2 separate regions of the Homo sapiens genome follow, and region 2 is linked to region 1. A link is a contact called in ENCODE Hi-C or POLR2A ChIA-PET data. All regions are on one chromosome and are shown on one strand. The core of a region is the stretch at or near the end of the contact, and the rest is flanking DNA. Distances in the headings are between cores, read along the strand shown. Region 1 has its middle 52 kb from the start of TODL. Region 2 has its middle 88 kb from the start of CPSF6.

What was found. Hi-C counts contacts between places; a loop is a spot of excess contacts on that map. ChIA-PET counts read pairs that join two places held with the same protein, here RNA polymerase II (POLR2A). Pooled maps may share reads with other maps.
Region 2: a map of prostate gland shows a loop between it and region 1 (2.1-fold over the local background). The contact joins two enhancer-like sites. A Hi-C loop is called at or near these places in 3 of 168 maps with a recorded cell type or tissue (IMR-90, endothelial cell of umbilical vein and prostate gland) and 12 of 50 pooled maps. POLR2A ChIA-PET finds 5 or more read pairs at or near these places in 2 of 52 experiments (activated B cell and activated naive CD4-positive, alpha-beta T cell).

The regions. Positions count from the first base shown.
Region 1 is chr12:69,057,183-69,062,650 of GRCh38, forward strand. No RefSeq gene overlaps it. Among named protein-coding and RNA genes, the nearest start is that of TODL, 52 kb to the left of the region's middle. Within about 2 kb of position 2,474, at least 4 of the 41 ENCODE cell types and tissues checked have a DNase peak (open chromatin) inside an H3K27ac peak, as active enhancers do.
Region 2 is chr12:69,148,924-69,154,415 of GRCh38, forward strand. No RefSeq gene overlaps it. Among named protein-coding and RNA genes, the nearest start is that of CPSF6, 88 kb to the right of the region's middle. Within about 2 kb of position 2,393, at least 3 of the 41 ENCODE cell types and tissues checked have a DNase peak (open chromatin) inside an H3K27ac peak, as active enhancers do.

The sequences.
Region 1 (5,468 bases), core at 1,224-3,723:
TCCATATTCCCAAGTCAAATTCTGAAGAAAGGTCTACTTTTAGATTTATTTTTAGTTTTTTAGTTTGTTTATACTTGACACCAAAACCACAAAATATTTGTATGAGCCAACGCTCAAAAGAGTGCTTCCATAAGCTTGTTACTAGAAGTTGCTTTTGGTCCTAAATTGCCAAGGAGGCAAGACTCCAAACATAGGTTTCCTGTTGGGGTCCTTGGGCAATATTACTTTCTGCCAAATGCCCTTTTTGGGGATTAACTTTTTTTAAAGCAACAAGTTAGAAAATAGTGAGTGTATTTTAAAACAGCTGCAAATATATGAGTTAACAGAGTTAGAAATGAGGTTGTCAGTTACCACAATTCATCAGTTCTTCATCCAATAAATATTTATTAAGTATCTATCATCTTCCAGGAACTACATGTTGGTTTAAGCCAAATTTAACTTTAAGATAAATTGAAGTTTACTATTGCCTTCCAAATAGTAAATGTTACAGAAACAGGAACAAACACTAGGTTTTAAGATAATCACAATAATTTTATTCCAATAGTTTTCAAGGTGACTGGTTCTGTTAAGGGGAAAAAAAAACCTTTTGATAAAGAAGTAGACCAGGCACAGTGGCTCACGCCTGTAATCCCAGCACGTTAGGGGGCTGGGGCAGGAGGATCATTTGAGCCCAGGCAAAACAGGGAGACCTCATGTCTACTAAAAATTAAAAAAAAAAAATTGGCCAAGTGTGGTGGTCTGAGCCTGTACTTCCAGCTACTCTGGCAGCTGAGGCAGGAGGATGGCTTGAGCCAAGGAGATGGAAGCTGCAGTGAGCAGTAATTGCATCACTGCACTCCAGCCTAAGTGACAGAGCAAGACCCTGTCCGAAAATTAAAAAAAAAAAAAGAATTAGGCAAAGTCAAGGCTATCATTTTAATATCTACATTCCTAAGCTTTTCTCCTCAATAATCATTTGAAGTAGACAAAAGACGAAAATAAGAAAGTAAGAAGATCTGATAACTCCATAGGAAATTTTACCCAACAGAATACTTTCTGACAGCAAATTAAAATTCTAAAGCCATAGAGCATCTACATAATGGTGGCCATCTTAGGACGGTGAGTATCAGTATCAATCACTTTATATTGTTGGAAACATGCACATCATACATTCAGGCATTTAATTTTTTGATAAAGACTTAATGTCTACAAAAATGCACATTAATTCATTTTAAAAATGATTATTTTATTTCTAATTGACACATAATACCTGTACATATTTATGGGGTAGAATGTCATGTTTTGATACATATATTATACATTGTGTAATGATCAAATCAGGATAATGAGCATAGACATCACCTCAAACACTTTTTATTCCTTTGTGGTAAGAACATTCAAAATTCTCTCTTCTAGCAACTTGGAAGTATACAATACGCTATTGTTGACTATAGTCACCCTACTGTACCCTGGAACACCAGCAGTATCCATCCAATGGACCTGTACCTTTGTACCTGTTGACAGCCTGTCCCCATCCCCCTCTCCTCCTTACTCTCCCCAGCCTCTGATAACCACCATTCTACTATCTACTTCTATGAGATCCATTTTTTTATATTCCACCTATGAGTGAGATCATGCAGTATTTGTCCTTATGTGTGGAGAAAGGGGAATTCTTATACACTGTTGGTGGAAAAGTAAATTAGTACAGCCATTATGGAAAACAGTATGGAGTTTCCAAGAATTAAAAATAGAAGTACCACGTGATTCAGCAATACCACTGCTGGGTATATATACAAAGGAAATGAAATCAGTATGTCAAAGCGATATCTGTACTCTCATATTTATTACAGCACTATTCACAATAGCCAAGATATGGAATCAACCTAAGTGTTCATCAACAAATGAATGGATTTTTTAAATGTGTTATATACATATGATGGAATACTATTTGGTCATAAAAAACAAAGTCCTGTCGTTTGTGAGAATATGGATAAATCTGGAGGACAATGTGTTAAGTGAAACAAGTCAGGCACAGGACAAATATTGCACTGGTTCTTGACTTGTCTCCCTCTGTGTAGTAATTCAGAGTCTATGGTAAAATGAATAAATGCTTTTTTCCCCCCTAAAAGATCCACTAAGCATCACATGTATACACTCTTGTCATCTCATTCAGGAATATCAAGTTAACCTAATCTTTTGCTTTCAGCTTGCTTTTTGGAAGCACTGATTAAATCATTTACACTAGGTATAAAATAAAAATTTACATAAAAACATTGAAATATGTAATTTGTCAATGAAATATCGAGTAGTGGCATTTAAAGCACTCTGTTTGCTGCTGGATTTGGTAAAGGTGAATAGGATACTGAGTCTGCCTTCTAGAAGCTTGTAATCAGTGGGGCTGACAAACTCAGACAAGAACAATTCAATGTGTGCTAAGGAGGTTTGCACAGAGGAAAGAGAATTAACCCTGCCTGGGATGGAAGGAAGGGTGAGTCAGGGAAGTTGATACTTAAGAGGTGACTTCTGAGTTTGAGTTGATTCTGGGAAGTTGAGTAAGTGTGAGTCAGAAGGATTAGATGAGAGAAGAAGATAAAGAGGAAACTCAAGAAGCTATAATAGAAAAGATAGGCCGGGCACGGTGGCCCACACCTGTAATCCCAACTCTTTGGGAGGCGGAGGCAGATGGATCACTTGAAGTCAGGAGTTTGAGACCAGCCCGGGCAACATGGTGAAACACCACCTCTACTAAAAATACAAAAATTAGCCAGGCCTGGTGGTGCCTGCCTATAGCCCCAGTTACTTGGGAGGCTGAGGAAGGAGGATTGCTTGAGCCCTTGAAGCAGAGGTTGTAGTGAGCTAAGAGCATGCCACTGCACTCCACCAGCCTGGGTGATGTGAGTGAAACCCTGTCTCAATAAATAAATAAATAAATACAAAGATAGACATGTGTTTATATAATATTAAAAACTCATATCATGCCAGGCACAGTGGCTCACACCTGTAACCCCAGCTTTGGGAGGCTGAGGTGGGACGATCACTTGAGTCCAGGAATTCCACACCAGCCTGGGCAACATAGCAAGACCCCGTGTCTAGAAAAAGCTTAAAAATTAGCTAGGCTTGGTGGCGTGTGCCTGCGGTCCCAGCTACTCAGGAGGCTGAGATGGGAGGATCACTTGAGCCCAGGAGGTAGAGGTGTAGTGAGCTGAGATTGAGCCACTGCACTCCAGCCTGAGTGACAGAGGGAGACCCTCTCTCAGAACAAAGCAAAACAAACAAAACTCACAAAACCCCAAAAACCTCATATCATACAAGAAGTTTTGGACAGAACAGGTACAAGGTACAATATTGTTGATACTAGAATTTACTTACCTGGAAAAAATATTTTAATTCAAATAATGCTGAAAAATTAGTATCAACATCATTTTATACAAAGATTTATTTTAAATTGGCTAGAAGTACATACAGTCTGGGTGCGATGGCTCACGCCTGCAATCCCAACACTTTGGAAGGCCCAGGCAGGCGGATTGCTTGAGGTCAGGAGTTCGAGACCAGCCTGGTCAACATGGTGAAACCTCATCTCTACTAAAAATACAAAAATTAGCTGAGCATGGTGGCAAGCACCTGTAATCCCAGCTACTCGTGAGGCTGAGGCAGGAGAATCGCTTGAACCTGGGAGGCGGAAGTTGCAGTGAGCTAAGATTGCACCACTATACTTCAGCCTGGACAACAGACAGGGCAACACTCATTTAAAAAAAAAAAAAAAAGTACATATAATATGATCTCATCTTTGTAAAAAAAAAGAATGGCATGCACCTGTATAAAATGTATGTGTGAAAATGCATTTGTGTGTTTACATATTTATTTAAATAGCATTAGATGAGCATTGGTAAAACTATGGAAGAAACAGTCATGTAAACAACATGGTTTCCTTTGGAGAGCGGCTCATGTGAGAAGAAGGGGAAGAAAGAAGAAAGGGTGAGCTAAGAAAAAAAGGGAAAAATATAGCTTAAAAGGTGTGATTACATCTATGCATGTATACATATGCATACATGTGTACAATATAGGTATATGTATATACAGAGTGTTGGGGGGGGAGAGAAAAAAGACAGAATGGTTTATAAGAAAAGAAAATGACATACAAACTGAGGGGCATTCGGGGCAGATTGGATACCTTGTGTGAAACCACCAGCACATTTAAAAGATTGCAGAGAGTCACTGCATAGGGTGTGGGTGAGACCTGCCTTTTCACTTCTTCAGTATCTGATAGTCCTATCAGCTATCACTGATAAATGTAGGTGGGGTGGGTGATTTTTCCTTTTAAGCCGGCTGATGTTTCTTTCTTACAGGAATTTATAACCCATATCTTGGCCTTGTCATTGGCAAAGAGGAAGATTTCTTTCCAAAGAGGAAGATGTTAATCTTCAGGCCTAGATTTTCTGGTTCATTATATCATATGACATCAATAGCAAGGGAATCAGAGAGCACAGGCCTCTGGATCAGCATCTGAACCAGCAGGATGGAGCACTGGTACACATCTGGCCTTGCCTCAGACCCACTGGAATCAGCTCACCTTACCTCTTCACTCTCAAGAGTCCCATTTGCAAAAGAGAGCTTACACTGTGTGCCTTGGAGGAATGGCAAGCAAGCACATGACAAATTCTCATAAACAACCTTGATATAAACATGCCAGCTACAGAAGGCATGGTTCTGTTCCCTGCTGCCCTTAAGCTTCCAAGTAAAAGTATTTCTTTTGTCTACTCGAATAATGGAAATACTTTTCATAGGTGTATACATATGTTTACTAAATCAATTCTATGTATTGTCTTCTGCATGTCATACCTGCTGCTGTCACAGTTATAATTAAGTGTTACTGCAATTCAAATGTAGAGTAACCACTGTCAGCCTGAAAACTGGGCTGAGAGGTAGGGAAAGGGATTGAGCCACTCTGAGCCACACTGATTTCATAGGTTTTAAGCATGGGTGAGAGAACCAAAAACCATAGCCAGATGAAGGCAGAAGAGAAATGGTGTTAAATAGATAAAATTGGACAAAGAAGAAAAGGGAATAGGGATTAGGAAGGAAAGATATGGACAAAGGTAGGAAGATAATCCAGGAGCCACTACAATAACTGAAAGGGACCCTTTCCAGTCATGTCTGTCTATTTTGCTGTGAATGAAAAATAAAGGGCCTGTGAGGCAAGATCTCAGCCAGGATCACAGAGGGAGTCAGGAGCCCACAGGTGTAATGCTGTTGAGCTTGATCCCTAAGCCAAGCTGCGCTTTCGGCTTTGCCATGTACTAGTTGTAAATTATTTAACTTCTTGTGCCTCTATTACTTCATCTGTATAATGGAGATAAAAATGTCAACAATAATATCTACAAGAGCAGGCTATTACAAAGATAAAGTGAATAAATTGGCATAAAGTGTTTATGACACTGCTAGCACAGAGTAGGTACTGTATATGTGCTAGTCCCTATTATTTCCTGTTT
Region 2 (5,492 bases), core at 1,143-3,642, 92 kb after region 1:
GAAGCTCCCTCCCCTGCTTCCAATCATCCCGCTTTTGCTTCAAATCATCCCACCTTTCCAGACCGAACCAATGTGCTTCTTACATATATTGATTGATGTCTCATGTCTCCCTAAAATGTATAAAACCAAGCTGTGCCCTGACCACCTTGGCCACATGTCATCAGGACCTCCTGAAGCTGTGTCATGGGCTCATTCTCAACCTTGGCAAAATAAACTTTCTAAATTAATTGAGACATGTTCCAGATTTTCTGGGCTCACAACACACACTCCTGCCCAGAGAGCAGGACTGGATTCTAATTCCCCTCCTCTAATTGATATTGGCTCTGTAGTCTCTGTGGCCAGGTCTCACTCACCAATGCCAAAGTATGCCCAATACATCTTTCATTCCAAACTAAACATAAAGTATCAGTTTTACTTCTCCTTCTCCTCGAGGTAACATAATCATAAACTATTCTCTGTGAAATATTCCACAGGCTGACATCTGCTTTCTTTTCCTTATCTCCCAAAAGGAGGTGATCGTAAACATAGCTTCAAGAAATTTCTCATACAGCTGTTTCCATTACAGCACTACTTCTCTAGTTTCAGTCCTGAGGATGTTTGCTAGTGTCTATTTATATTCATGTTACCTAAGAAATAAATTTAAAAACAAATAAACATTATGTGATGGCAAAGTTCTAGGCATGATGTAAATCTCACCAAATTAATCCTGTTCACTAAGACTATCCCAAAATGGCTTCAGTCTTGTCCATTCTTTTTACATTATAGAGTTGTCTCGTAACAGCCACTAACTTTAAAGGATTTGCGTTCACTTTTTCCGAGGCCCCTTGCTGAAAACAGTAATAATTGTCTGCATTTTCTCAACAAAGCAGGTCTTTCTAAGGAAATTCTCTTTCAAAATCCAGACAAAGGAAATCCCTTCTACTTATGAAAGGGATTTGTGATTCTGGAACAGTGCCTGATAGTTCCAGAAAGTGTAACTCTAACTGGGCCCAGTGGCTCACACCTGTGATCCCAGCACTTTGGGAGGCCAAGGCAGGATGATTGCTTGAGCTCAGGAGTTCAAGACCAGCCTAGGCAATATAGTGAGACCTTGTCTCTACAAAACATAAAAAAAAATTAACTGGGTGTGATGGTACACACCTGTAGTCCTAGCTACTAGGGAGGCTGAGGTGGGAGGATTGTTTGATCCCAGGAGGTTGAGGCTGCAGTGAGCTGAGATCACACCACTGCACTCCAGCCTGGCTGACAGAGCAAAACTCTGTCTCAACAACAGCAACAAAAGTATAGCTCTTTTACTGAAACAACAACAATAAGTCAACCTGTCACTTGCAATTCAAACTGCCAGGAAATGCTAATAATTTGAACTGCCCAGTGTGCAATGCGTCTGTGTCACAGCATGTGACTGCAATGTTGCCTGTGGGGCAGGTTCATAAAGTCATGGTGAAGACACTCATTCTGGATTCACACTGATCTGGAATCCCAATCCAGGTCCACCAATTATGGTCTCTGTGAGCAAGTTACTTTTTTCCCAAAGACAAAATAAAATTAATTATATTACTTTCTTCATAGAGTCACGGTTAGGATTAACTGAGATAATTCACATTAAATCCCCAGCCCTGGCCTTGGCAAATAACAAGTGTGCAATAAATGTCAATTAATAAGTAAATGAGTTGACCTGGCAGCAGACATGGTGGTAAAGCAGGCTGGTGAGCCACACTTGGAGATGAACGAAAGTAATCCCTGTGCCATAGGAAACCAAGCCAGAATTCATGTTGCAGGTACGTAAAATGGCAGGGCATGCCCCACTTATCCAGTACATCCAAAAATGTTCCTGGCTAATTTTAAGAGTTACTCAATCAATGACAGACTTTAAGGATAATTGAATGTTCTTTGTTTCTCTTGGCAAAATCACAATTTGCAGAATTCTATTTGGCAAGAGACATAGTCCAAAGTTCTTTTCTTTTTTTAAGGAAAATTATTTCAATCACAAGAAGTAGATTGCATGGGACAACCTGTGAGAGTCCTTTCAGGTCAAAACATTCTACATCTCTAACAGCATTGTGCACTGGCATGGAACACATGGTAGAAGGAACGTTCCTGGGCTGTGGGGTTGGACAGACCCGAGCCTGGCCTCCTCCTCTGCATGCAGCTTGATCAAGGTCTATCCTTTCTCTGAGTCTCTCTCATCTGCATAAATGGGGAGAGTAATACCTACCTTAGAGGATTGTTGTGAGAATTAAATGAGAGTATTACATATAAAAGTGCCTGGGATAGTTCTAGGCACATGGTAGATAATGAATAAATGGGAATATTTCTACCTTGCTCTCCAAAGTCACTCAGCAGAGTTACCTGAGACTACGAACCTCCCAGGAGAGCTGTTTACTTAGGGAATTACAGCTGCGGGTGAGACTTTGCCATTTGAGTGTGTTCCCTGTGGGACATATCACTTAAATAGCCCGTTGAGACTTTTTTTTTTTTTAAGAGGAAACGGGTTGAAGAGGGTAAGTCAGTGGTGGAAACTTACGGGTTGGAATGTAGGCACTGGTTAGCTGGCTGCTTTGAGGACATCAGGCTACCCTATATTCCTCCATCCACCCGCCCATTCAATAAATTTTTATTGAACACAAATTCTGTGTTAGCATCAGGCTTGAGGCTAGGGATACAACAGTGAAGAATAAACAGTCCCTGCCCTTAAGAGTTCACAGTCCACTGGGAGAAACAGACAAGAACACAAGCAATTAAGATATAGCCCATTGTGGTCAACGCCAAGGGAGGGGAAGTATAGAATGCCATGGACATGATGAGAACAAGACATGTGCTTTAACTTGTACTATTTTCAATGTACTCAGTGAGGGGTGAGGAAAAACAGATGTTTAAACTATTTTTTTAAAGACTGATATATTAAACACTGGTACATCCATTACAACACTTAAAAAATAAAACACTACAAGGCTGGACACAGTGGCTCACCACTATAATCCCAAGCACTTTGGGAGGCCAAGTGAGGAGGATCACTTGAGGCCAAGAGTTCAAGACCAGCCTGGGCAACACAGGGAGAATTTATCTCTATTTAAAATTTAAAATTTTACAAATCAAGTCATAAACATTAGCTGGGCATGGTGGTGTGTGCCTGTGTTCCCAGCTACTTGGGAGGCTGAGGTGGGAGGATTATTTAAGCCCAGGAGTTTGAAGTTGCAGTGAGCTATGATGGTGCCACTGCCCTCCAGCCTGGGTGACAGAATGACACCGTTATCTCCAAAAAAAGAGTGTTATTTGCTTTGGTAGACCTGGAGCAGATTTTCATATCCAGTTATGTAAGCAGTTGGGTTTCCAGTGATGTTTTAATGCAGTCATTGGTGGACACACTCTGGGAAGCTCTGGCTATGAGAGCACATAAAGTCCGCCCCCTGCTCCGGACATGAGGTTTAAAAATCTTTCCACACCACTGGATGGAAATGTGGATGATTGGTAGAAATTACCCAACTAACGGTTAGAGGTGGAAAGGAGTGACGGCACTATTTCAGGCATAATAAGAAGTATCAGAAGTGAGAAAAAACATGGAATATTTGAGATACTAAATGGCACTTATTTAAATGACATCAATTGCTGGGGCATAGAATTGAAGTGGGAAGTGTCGACATACAAGCCAGAGGAGACAAATATAGGAGAAACTCTGTCAGAGACTGTCCCACACTACAGAATACATTTATGGAAAATAATTAGAGCATGCACAAGTGTGCAGAAACCTGTGGGTAGAAGTGTTAAATTAACGTAGAATTTAAATGAGTCAAAACTCTCGGTATAATTTTTCCTAACATTCCTCTACAATGCCCAAAATGTTCCATATTCTTCATTAATCATGTTCATTATTTATATAATAATGGAGCAAAATTCTCAAACTAAAGAATGATTGAGCTGGGCGTGGTGGCTCAAGCCTGTAATCCCAGCACTTTGGGAGGCTGAGGTGGGCAGATCACTTGAGCCCAGGAGTTCTAGACCAGCCTGGACAATATGGCGAAACTCTGTCTCTACTAAAAATACAAAAATTAGCCAGGACTGGCGGTGCGCACCTGTAATCCCAGCTACTCAGGAGCCTGAAGTGGGAGAATCCCTTGAACCCAGGAGGCAGAGGTTGCAGTGAGAGAGATTGCACCTCTGCATTCCAGCCTGAGCTACAGAGTGAGACTCTGTCTCAAAAAAAAAAAAAAAAGAGAGAGAGAGAGAATGATTAAGTGCATTTCTCCTTGTGACTCATGAAGAACAGTGCACTCACCCTCCTCACTGAGCAGGCGTCCTGTTTTACTGTGATAGGAAAATTCATGGCAGCACCACGCTGTGTGAGGTGAGTCTGCATCTAAACAGGAATATTGTGTCCGACTGGCGTGAAGGCCAATTGATTTTTGTTTCTGGAGTAGGACGGAGTTTGCCCCAGCAAGGGTTTGGGGCCTTCCTTGAGACACTGGCCCCACCACATGCCTGGAAAAGTCGGGAGCGGGAGCCTGGAAAGGAGACAGCAGGGACACTAGGAGCAGGTCAGAGGTGGGCTCCCTTCTTAGGGCAGATGATCAAAGGCCAAATGCAGCAAAGAGTTTCAGTCCAGTTTGAGACCTGCCACACCAGATCTGAACAGAAACGGACACCTCAAGTGCAGAGCACATAGACATGCACAGCTTCAGTCTCCTGAGTAGCTGGGATTACAGGCATGTGCCACCATGCCTGGCTAATTTTGTATTTTTAGTAGAGATGGGGTTTCTCCATGTTAGTCAGGCTGATCTCGAACTCCCAACGTCAGGTGATCTGCCCCCTCGGCCTCCCAAAGTGCTGGGATTACAGGCGTGAGCCACCGCTCTAGGCCAAGCAAATTGTTAATGCTATTAAAGGCACAGTACTGAATGAGATCACCAAGGACATGTGGTCAAAAGAGAAGACCAAGGTCCAATCTCTGAAACACTCCAACTTTAAGAGATTGGGGATAAGAGGAAGAACCAAAGGAGGCCAATAAGAAACCTCCAGTAAGATAAAAGGAAAATGAAGACATTGTGGTATCCTGAAAGTCAAGTGTAAAGTCTCAAGGAAGAGGAGTGGTAACTGCGTCAAATGCTGCTGATAGGTCAAATTGGAGATAAAAATTGACCATTTGATTTAGCAACATGGGGGTCACTGGTGATCTTGATAAAAGTAAATTTGGTGAAATAGCAGGGACACATGCTTTCTTGGCTACGTTAAGGAGCCACTGGCAGAAAAGAAATTGGAGGCAGCAGCACAGGTAGCTGGGCATCTTTTGAAAAATCACGATGCGGATGATACAGGGAATTCAACTGCCCAAAATGAAGCAAAGGAGACAAGAGATGGAAATGTCCCTCAGAGAGAAGCAGGCCTCAGGTAGCCCTTGAAGGTGAGAGATGGCAGCACAAAACCACAAGAATTATTCAAGAGACCCAGGAAGAAGGGGAGTTGGCAGGGTATGGCCTCCAACAGCAACACAGGAGTGC